Regions from separate parts of the Homo sapiens genome. Here region 1 is linked to region 2. The links are chromatin contacts, found by Hi-C or POLR2A ChIA-PET in ENCODE. All regions are on one chromosome and are shown on one strand. The core of a region is the stretch at or near the end of the contact, and the rest is flanking DNA. Distances in the headings are between cores, read along the strand shown. Region 1 holds the start of C20orf144 (chromosome 20 open reading frame 144). Region 2 overlaps CBFA2T2 (CBFA2/RUNX1 partner transcriptional co-repressor 2).

Region 1 (4,927 bases), core at 1-2,500, 38 kb before region 2:
CAGCGGCTGCCGCTTGTCCAGGGGGAGAATCAGCACGATCCTGGTCTGGGGGTGGAACAGGGGCGTGAGGCGGGAGAGCGCGCTAGGGCCGAGCCCACGACCCGGGGCCGCTCCGCGCTTCTCCTGGGACCCTCGTCCACCCGGGTCCTGTCGTCCACCCGGGTCCTGTCATCCTCTCGTGCACAGGGCTGGAGGGGACCCCTGTCCAATTCAGGCCGCGGGGAAGCCCGCCCTTCCCTGCGTGGCGCCCCGGACTCCGCCTCCTTTCTGGAAACCCTCATCCATCCCAGGCTGACTTCCTGAGACCAGCTCCGTCTAAGTTTATGAGATCCCTTCCAGGCCCTATGTCAGGGGCTTTCAGCACCTCCCACCCCCGCCTGGTCCAGGGCTTCTGCTCATTTGAGAGGGAGACAGGGAAGTTCTGAGCCTAGGAGCTGAAGAGAGGACACTAGGGAATTCCCCCTGCCTCTAGCTCCAGTAGTACCAACTAGAACTGATTCTCCGTGTTGGGATCTCCACCCGTTCGTCCAGGGTTGGGAGAGAATCCCACTCATGCTCACCCCCCGGGGCTCTCAAGTCTCATCCACTTTCTGGTTCTGGAATCTCTGCCCTCCCTTCTGGGCTTTTTTTGTTTAAGACTGAGTCAAACAGGGTCTTGCTGTGTCCTACAGGCTGGAGCAGTGGTGCTGTCAACGGCTCACTGCATCCCTGACCTCCTGGGCTCACGTAGTCCACCTCAGTCTTCTGAGTAGCTGGGACTGCGGGCATTCACCACCACAACCAGCTAAGTTTTAATTTTTGTAGAGATGGGGCCTCCCTATGTTGCCCAGGCCAATCTCAAACTCCTGGGCTGAAGTTATCCACCCACCTTGGCCTACCAACGTGTTGGGATTACAGGCGTGAGCCACCTTGAAAGGACCCCCATCCACACCCATATGGGCTCCTGGGATCCTCATCCTTGGGAGAGATTTTCGAATTCCTCCCTCACCCCCTAGGACTTCTGCATACAAGGCCTAGACTCCCAGCATCCCTTCCCACCCACTTGTCCAGCTTTCTCTGCCCCCCAGCTGCCTCCCCAGCCCTGCTCCCCATCCCCCGCCCTCACAGCCGGCTTCTTCCGAGTGAGGTGGTTGAGGAACGATTTCCACCAGGCCTTGTCCATGTCAGCCGGCCTCTCCTTGCGGGCCTGCTTGGGTGCTTTGGTCCTTTTGTGGGAACTATAGTTTCCCATGGCAGGGCTGGTCACCACTGGGGACGATGGCCCACACTCCGTCTGCTCTGCCCCCTGGGCCCTGGCAACATTGTGACCTCACGGGCTGACCTCACCAATTGCAGGCTCTGAGCACCGCCTTCCAGGGCCCACAGGTGAATCTGGGCTCCACTCAGTCACTTCTAGCCTTGGTTTCTCAGCTGTAAAACTGGGCTAATGATCATAAATGAGGCAATGCATGTAAGGTGCTTAGTGGTGAATAGAGGGGGATTTCTGTGGTTTGGGTATGAATTTTGGCCCTGCTACTAACTTGCTATGTGACCTTAGCCCAGGTAATCAACCTCTCTGGACCTGTTTTCTCATCTGCAAAATGGGGTCAATTATGGTTCCTGTAAATTGTTACAAAGGTTAAATGAGGCCTGGCATGGTGGCTAATGCCTGTAGTCTCAGTACTTTGGGAGGCCGAGGCGGGTGGATCACCTGAGGTCAGGAGTTCGAGTCCAGCCTGGGCAACATAGTGAAACCCCGTCTCTACTAAAAATACAAACATTAGCCAGGTGTGGTGGCACAGGCCTGTAAACCTAGCTATTCAAGAGGCTGAGGCAGGAGAATTGCTTGAAGCTGGGAGGCAGAGGTTGCGGTGAGCCAAGATCATGCCGCTTCACTCCAGCCTGGGTGATACAGTGAGACTCTGTCTCAGAAAAACAAAAGACTAAATGAAATTCTTCTTGCAGTAGTGCTTGGCTCTGAGTGGGTGCTTCTGTCTGTTCTCTGGTTGAAAGCAACAGAAACTAATCATCTCAAATACCCAAAAAGGAATTTTTTGGGAAGATTTCATGGAGATAGAAACCCTGGCCTGTCTGAGAATGAAAAGACCCAGCCTCTTCTCTGTCCCTGTCTCCTAGCTCATAAGCCTGGCCCAGGAGGTCCCATCCGATGGCTGAGCTGAGGCAGGTCATGGCAGGAGATGAAGTCTCTGATGGATGGGGCTTCTGGAGTCTCCTCGGAGAGGGCAGGCACCTGGACTGCAGCTCCCCAGGACTCCCACCCTGATGCGTGTGTGTGTGTGTGGTAGGGGTTAGGCAATTCTCAGGACATCTGTGACTCCTGGGTGTACAAGTGGGCAGGCCCTTTATTGTATTACACTTGACGATAGATGGCTGGTAGGTCTGGCATCGAGAGCTTACGTGCCAGACCCTGGGCTGAGTCCTATGCAGGAATTAACTCCTGGGACGTTCTTGCAGCTCCATGTGCTGAGTTTCATCTTTCCTGTTTGATAGATGAGGAAATGGAAGCTCCAGGAACTGACGGTTGTTGAGGAGCCTCAGAATCCCATGCTGGGCCATGCAGGGCCTAGCATTTGGGCAGCCTCCCTGCCTCTCTGCCACCCTGAGAGGGGCTGGGAGGAGGCTGGCAGTGTCGGTTGGGGTCAGTGCCGGCGTGTGTGTCTGAGTGAGAATGGCAACCTGATTGTCTTTTATCAGCAGCTCCTAGTAAAAAGCACCCAGTGTTGTGTGTATGAGTGAATGAATGAATGAGTGAATACGTAGATTGTGAGTCTGGGGCCACACCACGCCATTATTTTGCCTTGTGTCAACATTGGCCCTTGGATACCTCGTGATAGCCCCCACCCAGCCTAGCTGTGGCTGGGACTCACTGGCTATGACAGTGCTGAAGGTGGTAGCCCCATCAGGGAAGGGGCCATGAGGTCCAGAGAGGCCAGGCACTTCGCTGGGCAGATGCCCCCTGTGAGTTGGCCTCACACCTCCGGGGAGGGAGGCCAGTCCCGGACAAGGAGGGATCCAGACCCTCCCTGCCCATCAGGTCTCAGTACCCTCCTGCCTGTGCCAGGTTTGCGTGCCCCTGCTCTTGGCACTGCCACCGCTGCTCTGATGGGCAAGAGGCAGGGGACCCACTCAAGAGATCAGTGCCCGGGCTGGGAGATGCTGACCGTCCCTCCTTGGCCCACAGGAGTACGAGAGGGCCTCCAAAGTGGACCAGTTTGTGACGCGCTTCCTGCTGCGGGAGACGGTGAGCCAGCTGCAAGCCCTTCAGAGCTCGCTGGAGGGGGCGTCAGATACCCTGGAGGCCCAGGCCCATGGCTGGCGGTATGTAAGGGTGCTGTCAACCTGTGGGGCTAGTGCACAAGCGCCCATTGTACCCCCATTCCAAATCCCCACAGTCCCAGCATCCTGGAGCCTGCATTTTCGGGCGGGGAAGCCATGGCAGGGTAGCCATGGCGGGGTGAAATGAGACTGGCTTTGGGGCTAGGCCTCGGAGTCCCAGGAGGCTTGTCTTCCCCACCCAGGCTTATCCCGTCCTGGGGCCCCAGTCCTCGGCCCTGTGAGCCTCACTTCCTCTAGGTCAGATGCAGAGAGCGTGGAGGCGCAGAGCAGGCTCTGCGGCAGCCGGCGGGCAGGACGCCGAGCCCTGAGGAGTGTCAGCCGGTCATCCACCTGGTCCCCCGGCTCTTCTGACACAGGTGCGCCTGGGGTGGGGTGGGAGGCCTGGCCGAGGCAGGCACCGCATCCCCCCTTCCCCCAGGGCCCGCTCCTTCACTGCCCCTCACTTCATTCTGAGCACCTGCGGGACCTGAGAGGCCCCTGCCTGACCCTGCACGGGCCCCACACACAGGGCGCAGCTCAGAGGCCGAGATGCAGTGGCGGCTCCAGGTGAACCGCCTCCAGGAGCTCATCGACCAGCTCGAGTGCAAGGTGAGGGCCGTGGGGCCAGGGCCCCACAAGGGAGGACCCTCCTGGTATCCACCAGAGCCAGGCCCATGCTGGAGGCCCGGCCCACACTCTGTGCCCTCACAGGCCCCCCGGCTGGAACCCCTGCGTGAAGAGGACCTGGCCAAGGGGCCTGACTTGGTGAGCCCAGGAGAGGGGCAAGCGGCTGGATGGCCGTGTCTGGGGGTGCTCATGAATTGGGGATTCATGGGGCCGGTTGCCCACCAACCCTCTGCAGTGCGCATGTGCCCCGCCCCCAGGCCTGGCAAGCAGGTGCCGGGTTCTGAGAACCTGCAGGAACCACCACCTTTCTCTGGGCTTTGGTTCCCCATCAGCATTTCCGAAAGCCAGGTCTGGGGCAGTGTGGACGGAAGCTGGAGGGTGGAAGGAAGTGGTGGCATACTGCAGGAGGAGGAACAGTGGCTGGATCAAGCAGCACCCTTGGAGACAGGGAGAAGAGGATGGAGACAGGGAGGCTGGGGGGCAGGTTGGCGGCAGGAACCCAGCTAAAGGGTAGGTTGGATCTGGCATCAGTCAAGAAGGCTAGGGGCCAGGTGTGATGGCTCATGCCTGTAATTCCAGCACCTTGGGAGGCCAAGGTGGGAGGATTACTTGAGCCTGGGAGATAGAAGCTGCAGTAAGCCGTGATCCCACACACCACTGCACTCCAGCCTGGGTGAGAGCAAGACCCTGTCTTAAAAAACAAACAAACAGAAAAACAGCTGAGAACCTCCTGGAGGCCACAGCCAGTCCCTCCCCTGTGCCCGGCCCCGCACCAGCTGACCGGCTGCCTCTCCCACCAGCACATCCTCATGGCCCAGAGGCAGGTCCAGGTGGCAGAGGAAGGCCTGCAGGACTTCCACCGAGCCCTGCGCTGCTATGTGGACTTCACAGGGGCCCAGAGCCATTGTCTGCAGTGAGTCCCCAGCTGGCAGGTGGGATGGCCAGTGGGGAGGGGGTGAGCAGAGAGGGGTGCTGGGGCTGGCCA
Region 2 (4,561 bases), core at 366-2,865:
CTCACCATGTTGCCCAGGAGGGGAGTGCAGTGGCACCATCATGGCTCATTGCAGTCTTGACCTCTTGGGCTCAAGCAGTCCTCCTGCCTCATTTTTTTTGTTTGTTTTTTGTTTGGTTTTGTTTTTTTGGAGACGGAGTCTTGCTCTGTTGCCCAGGCTGGAGTGCTGGGGCGTGATCTCGGCTCACTGCAAGCTCCGCCTTCTGGGTTCACGCCATTCTCCTGCCTCAGCCTCCTGAGTAGCTGGGACTACAGGTGCCCACCACCACGCCCAGCTAAGTTTTTGTATTTTTAGTAGAGACAGGGTTTCACTGTATTAGCCAGATTGGTCTCCATCTCCTGACCTCATGATCCACCCACCTCAGCCTCCCAAAGTGCTGGGATTACAGGCGTGAGCCACCACGCCCAGCCCCTCCTGCCTCATTTTTAATTTTTGTTGTTGTTGTTGTAGAGATGAGGTCTCTCTATGTTGCCCATGCTGGTATCAAACTTCTGGCCTCAAGTGATCCTCCTGCCTTGGCCTTCCAAAGTGCTGGGATTATAGGCATGAGCCACTGAGCTTGGCCTAATTTTAAAAACTTTTATTCTGCAATAAACTCAGATTTATAGAAGAGCTGCAAAAGGAGCACAAAGAATTCTCACATATCTTCAAACAGAGTTCTCAAATGTTAACATTTTACCTCCTTTGCTTTTTCATTCTCTTCTTCTGAACCATCTGAGAATAGGCGATACCCCTTTATTCTTTTTTAGACAGGTCTCACTCTGTCACCCAGGCTGAATGCAGTGGCAAGATCATGGCTCAATGTAGTTTTGACTTCCTGGACTCAACTGATCCTCCCTCCTCAGCCTCCCTAGTAGCTGGGACCACAGGCGCATGCCACCAAGCCTGGCTAGTTTTTAAAATTTTTTGTAGAGATGGGATCTCACTATGTTGCCCAGACTGGCTTCAAGTGATCCTTCCACCTCAGCCTCTCTAAGAGCTGGGATTACAGACACCAGTCACCACACCTAGCTGTACTTCTATCATATCATAGCAACAAGGTATCAAATGAGATTGATATCAAATAAGATCAACTATGATTCTAATAGTCTATGTATAATATTGTTTTATCCAATCAGTGGGAAAAAGCAATCATATTATTTGACTTTATCATTGAGTTGGAAAGAAATCCAAGAATCCAGTCTGAATTTACCATGCTGCTTCGGTTGCTTACCAAGACTGTGGTGTCTATCACGAACTTCTCGATGCTCTAGCATCTTGTTGGGTTCCCGATACAGGTGAGAAGTTGCAATATCCTCTAAGGTGTAATGCTGAAGAGGTGGAGGGGTAGGATGGAATTGGCCCCCGGGATTCATGAGGGGCACAGTGAGAGCAGGACTGTGCCGAGGAGCAGGGCTGATGGTACATACTCTCTTGGCAGGAGGCTCAGGAGCAATTGTGTCTCTATCAAAACTATTCTCTTCTCTCCTGTAGAAGAAGCAGAAGTGCGTATCTGATCCTGTCAACAAGTGTTCATGCAGACATTTCCTGAGAACCTACTATGTATTAGGTATTTTGCTACATGCTGGCATAAACAGGAAGCCTCTAAGGAAAGGTGTGACATGAGGCATGAGCTGAATTGTCTTCAAGGGCCAGGCACCTCATGTAAATTGCTGACTTATACCAGCATGAAAAAAGAGGTCAAATCCATCCATAACCAGACAGAAACATTAACCCTTATAAAGCAAAGGAGAGACTAAGGAGATGACACCGTTTTTCTGAGTTACGGGTTCAACCATACTTAGGAAAGTATTAAGGTCAAATTTGTTACTGTGGAGATGAGTTACTGGAAAGAAACTACATGGGAGGAAAAAGGCTCATATAACAAATCCAATTGTGTCTTTTTTTTTTTTTTAAAGCCAGTCAAATTAACAGTGGGTCCAATTGTGTAGTAGCAGGGTTTTCAGTCACTCAGATTCAACTGTAATAAATTTTCTTTTTTTTTTTTTTTTTTTACTTTTAAAAAAATGTCATTAAAGCCTATCCACTATTGTTGATATTGCCTTCTTTGATAACCCATAGAATATTTTGATAGCCACTCATAGGGAGTTTTCTAAAATAAATTCATATTAATTTTAATCTCAGTAAAGGTGAGTCATTGGCAAATATTAATAATTAATTGCTATACTTTTTCAAAACTTCTCAGATCAGAAAAAAATGCGTTTGACATAAAAGGCATTTGGCAGATTGTATTTCTTTTTTTTTGTTTTTTCTTTTCTTTTCTTTTTTTTTTTTTTCCAATTCTTTCTACAAACAGCATCAAGGAAAAGGCAGAACTGTACTCCTGAGGCTTCTGGAACAGTCGACCCATAAATTCTCTAGAGTAGAGTTTCTTACCGGGTGTGCAGGCATCTGAAGAGTTCCCGAAAAATACTCATGTCTGGAAGCTACTCCCATAGATTTTAGATGTATTATGCAGCTAGGTATTGGAATAAAGCAAAAATAACCACAGAAAGTCTGAGACATTGGGCTGGGCATGGTGGCTCACATCCATATAATCCCAGCACTTTGGGAGGTTGAGGCGGGCAGATCTCTTGAGCTCACAAGTTTGAGACCAGCCTGGGCAACATGGTAAAACCTCATCTCTCCAAAAACAAACAAACAAACAAACAAACAAACAAACAAACAAACATTAGCTGGTCATGGTGGCACGTGCCTGTAATCCCAGATACTCAGGAGGCTGAGGTGAGAGGATCGCTTGAGCCCAGGAGATGGAGGCTGCAGGGAGCAAAGATTGCACCACTGCGCTCCAGTCTGGGCGACAGAGCCAGGCCTTGTCTCAAAAAAAGTTTGAGACATTACAACCACAGCAATCAAATTCTCTCTCTTTTATAAGCAAAGGGGAGGACCAGTGCGGTTCCAGGAAGGCAAGGACAGCAAAGCTCATCTGCTCACCTCTCTGGACTGGGCCTCTTCCCATTTCCGTGCACCTCCATGAGCAACTCTGACGAGTCAGCAGGCGATGCAATGCTTGTGTTGAGCAGAAGGTGTTCGTGCTGAGCCAGGTACTGGGATGGGGTCTGCTTGGCCGCCCGAGCGCAGTGCAGCAGTTCCCGCTGCAGCAGGGGCAGGTTGGCCTTGAAAGGAAGAGGCAGTTTTTCCAGTGTTAGGCCCTACACAAGAAGGCTCAGCACCTCAAAGGGCTTTCACAAAGCAGATGATACAAGATAAAAGCCTTTCTCTCCTTGGCAGTCTGATTTTCAAATGCTTCTTCTGTGAGTCAATGATATCTCTTATACTGCACTTGAATTACTGGTTCAATTGTCTCTTGCCCCAACCAGATGTAAATATGCTTAAGGAAGAGATTGTACCTTATTTACCTTTGCAGCCTAGTATACAGTCAAAGCTCAATAAAGGGTTGTTGAACATAATAATTTTAAAACATACGCTTCTGAAGACTTTAGTCAGTGAGAGAATTACTACTGCCTATGTGGGAGTCATTCCAAGCCCTGGTTTCTCTCTTCTGGACCCCAACTCATCTCTGATAGCACTACTCAACCTTCCTTCCAGCTCTGTATAAAAGCTGCAACAGAATTCTGGAAACTGTGATTATTCTGAAACATGGGAGTTTGAAAAGGAGCACTGGGAGTGATGTAAAATGTAAAAAGATAATTCATTAAGTAGGTATTTTTCTGTCTCTCATACTTAGAAAACCTGCAATAGGAACAAATCACATTTTAAAACCCTATACATCTTTAAAAGCTCAGAACTCGATCTCTTTCATATACAGAATTTACTTTTCCCATTTTTATTAAAAAAAACATAAAGTAGAAATTATATTTTTCTCACCAAATTTAAAAGCAATGCAGGCTGGGCTCATAAGCAAAGGCTTAATCCCAAGGGACAGATGAGCAAGTGAAAGGAGAGTTTTAATACATGCAAGTAGCCATCCCTTCACTGAGGGTTAATTTAGCAGGCACCATAATTAGTGACTGTTTTAAAGCAGAAATAAATTGACAAAACCCCAAATGCTAGCCAAAAAGCTGCCATAACAACCTACCTCATGCTGTTTTCCAAAATAACAGAGTTAAGAATAAGGAATTTGACTATATAAAACTCTTTTAAAGTCTGTTCTATAACCTCAATCTTGTTGCAACTGTAAAAACTTAATTGAAAAAAACACCATGTCAGATCTTTACACGGCTGACATGTGTCCCATGATGAATAAAAAACATGCTAATTATTTCCTATTAACACAAATTTCACAAATCTTTCTTGATTCTAGAGTCTTGGGGAAATAATTGTCTACCAGCTCTGACATACATAAAGGAGACCAAGATAGAACCAGCACAGCTGTTTCAGGGCTCAAAAAGGCACCACAGGCTGCTCAGAGCAGCCGAGGCTTCAATGCCATTAGAACCGAGCCATGATACAGGCTGTGCACCTTAGACCGATGCATTTTCCTGTGTATCTGCTGTGCTCCAATAGAAGGTTTTAAAAAACTGGTATTAGTACTTTAGTAAGATAACCCATCTGTATGATGCTGTTACATTTTCTTAGGAAATGAAAATAAGGTAAAAGA

Evidence for each region. A loop is a pair of places that touch in the nucleus more often than their neighbours do. ChIA-PET counts read pairs that join two places held with the same protein, here RNA polymerase II (POLR2A). Pooled maps may share reads with other maps.
Region 1: POLR2A ChIA-PET joins it to region 2 with 27 read pairs in CD4-positive, alpha-beta memory T cell. The contact joins the promoter of C20orf144 here to the enhancer-like site in region 2. A Hi-C loop is called at or near these places in 2 of 168 maps with a recorded cell type or tissue (Caco-2 and GM12878) and 1 of 50 pooled maps. POLR2A ChIA-PET finds 5 or more read pairs at or near these places in 7 of 52 experiments (CD4-positive, alpha-beta memory T cell, H1, HepG2 and 4 more).

Annotation. Positions count from the first base shown.
Region 1 is chr20:33,658,650-33,663,576 of GRCh38, reverse strand. It overlaps C20orf144 (chromosome 20 open reading frame 144), which reads right to left and starts at 1,250. Exons shown (of 2, transcript NM_080825.4): 1 at 1,106-1,250; 2 at 1-45. The coding sequence starts at 1,231. NECAB3 (N-terminal EF-hand calcium binding protein 3) reads left to right here. Exons shown (of 12, transcript NM_031232.4): 6 at 3,182-3,318; 7 at 3,574-3,692; 8 at 3,845-4,080; 9 at 4,743-4,855. RefSeq lists an enhancer at 1-667.
Region 2 is chr20:33,621,670-33,626,230 of GRCh38, reverse strand. It overlaps CBFA2T2 (CBFA2/RUNX1 partner transcriptional co-repressor 2), which reads right to left. Exons shown (of 11, transcript NM_001032999.3): 5 at 2,935-3,116; 6 at 1,214-1,467. Among named protein-coding and RNA genes, the nearest start is that of C20orf144, 38 kb to the left of the region's middle. Within about 2 kb of position 1,615, at least 3 of the 41 ENCODE cell types and tissues checked have a DNase peak (open chromatin) inside an H3K27ac peak, as active enhancers do.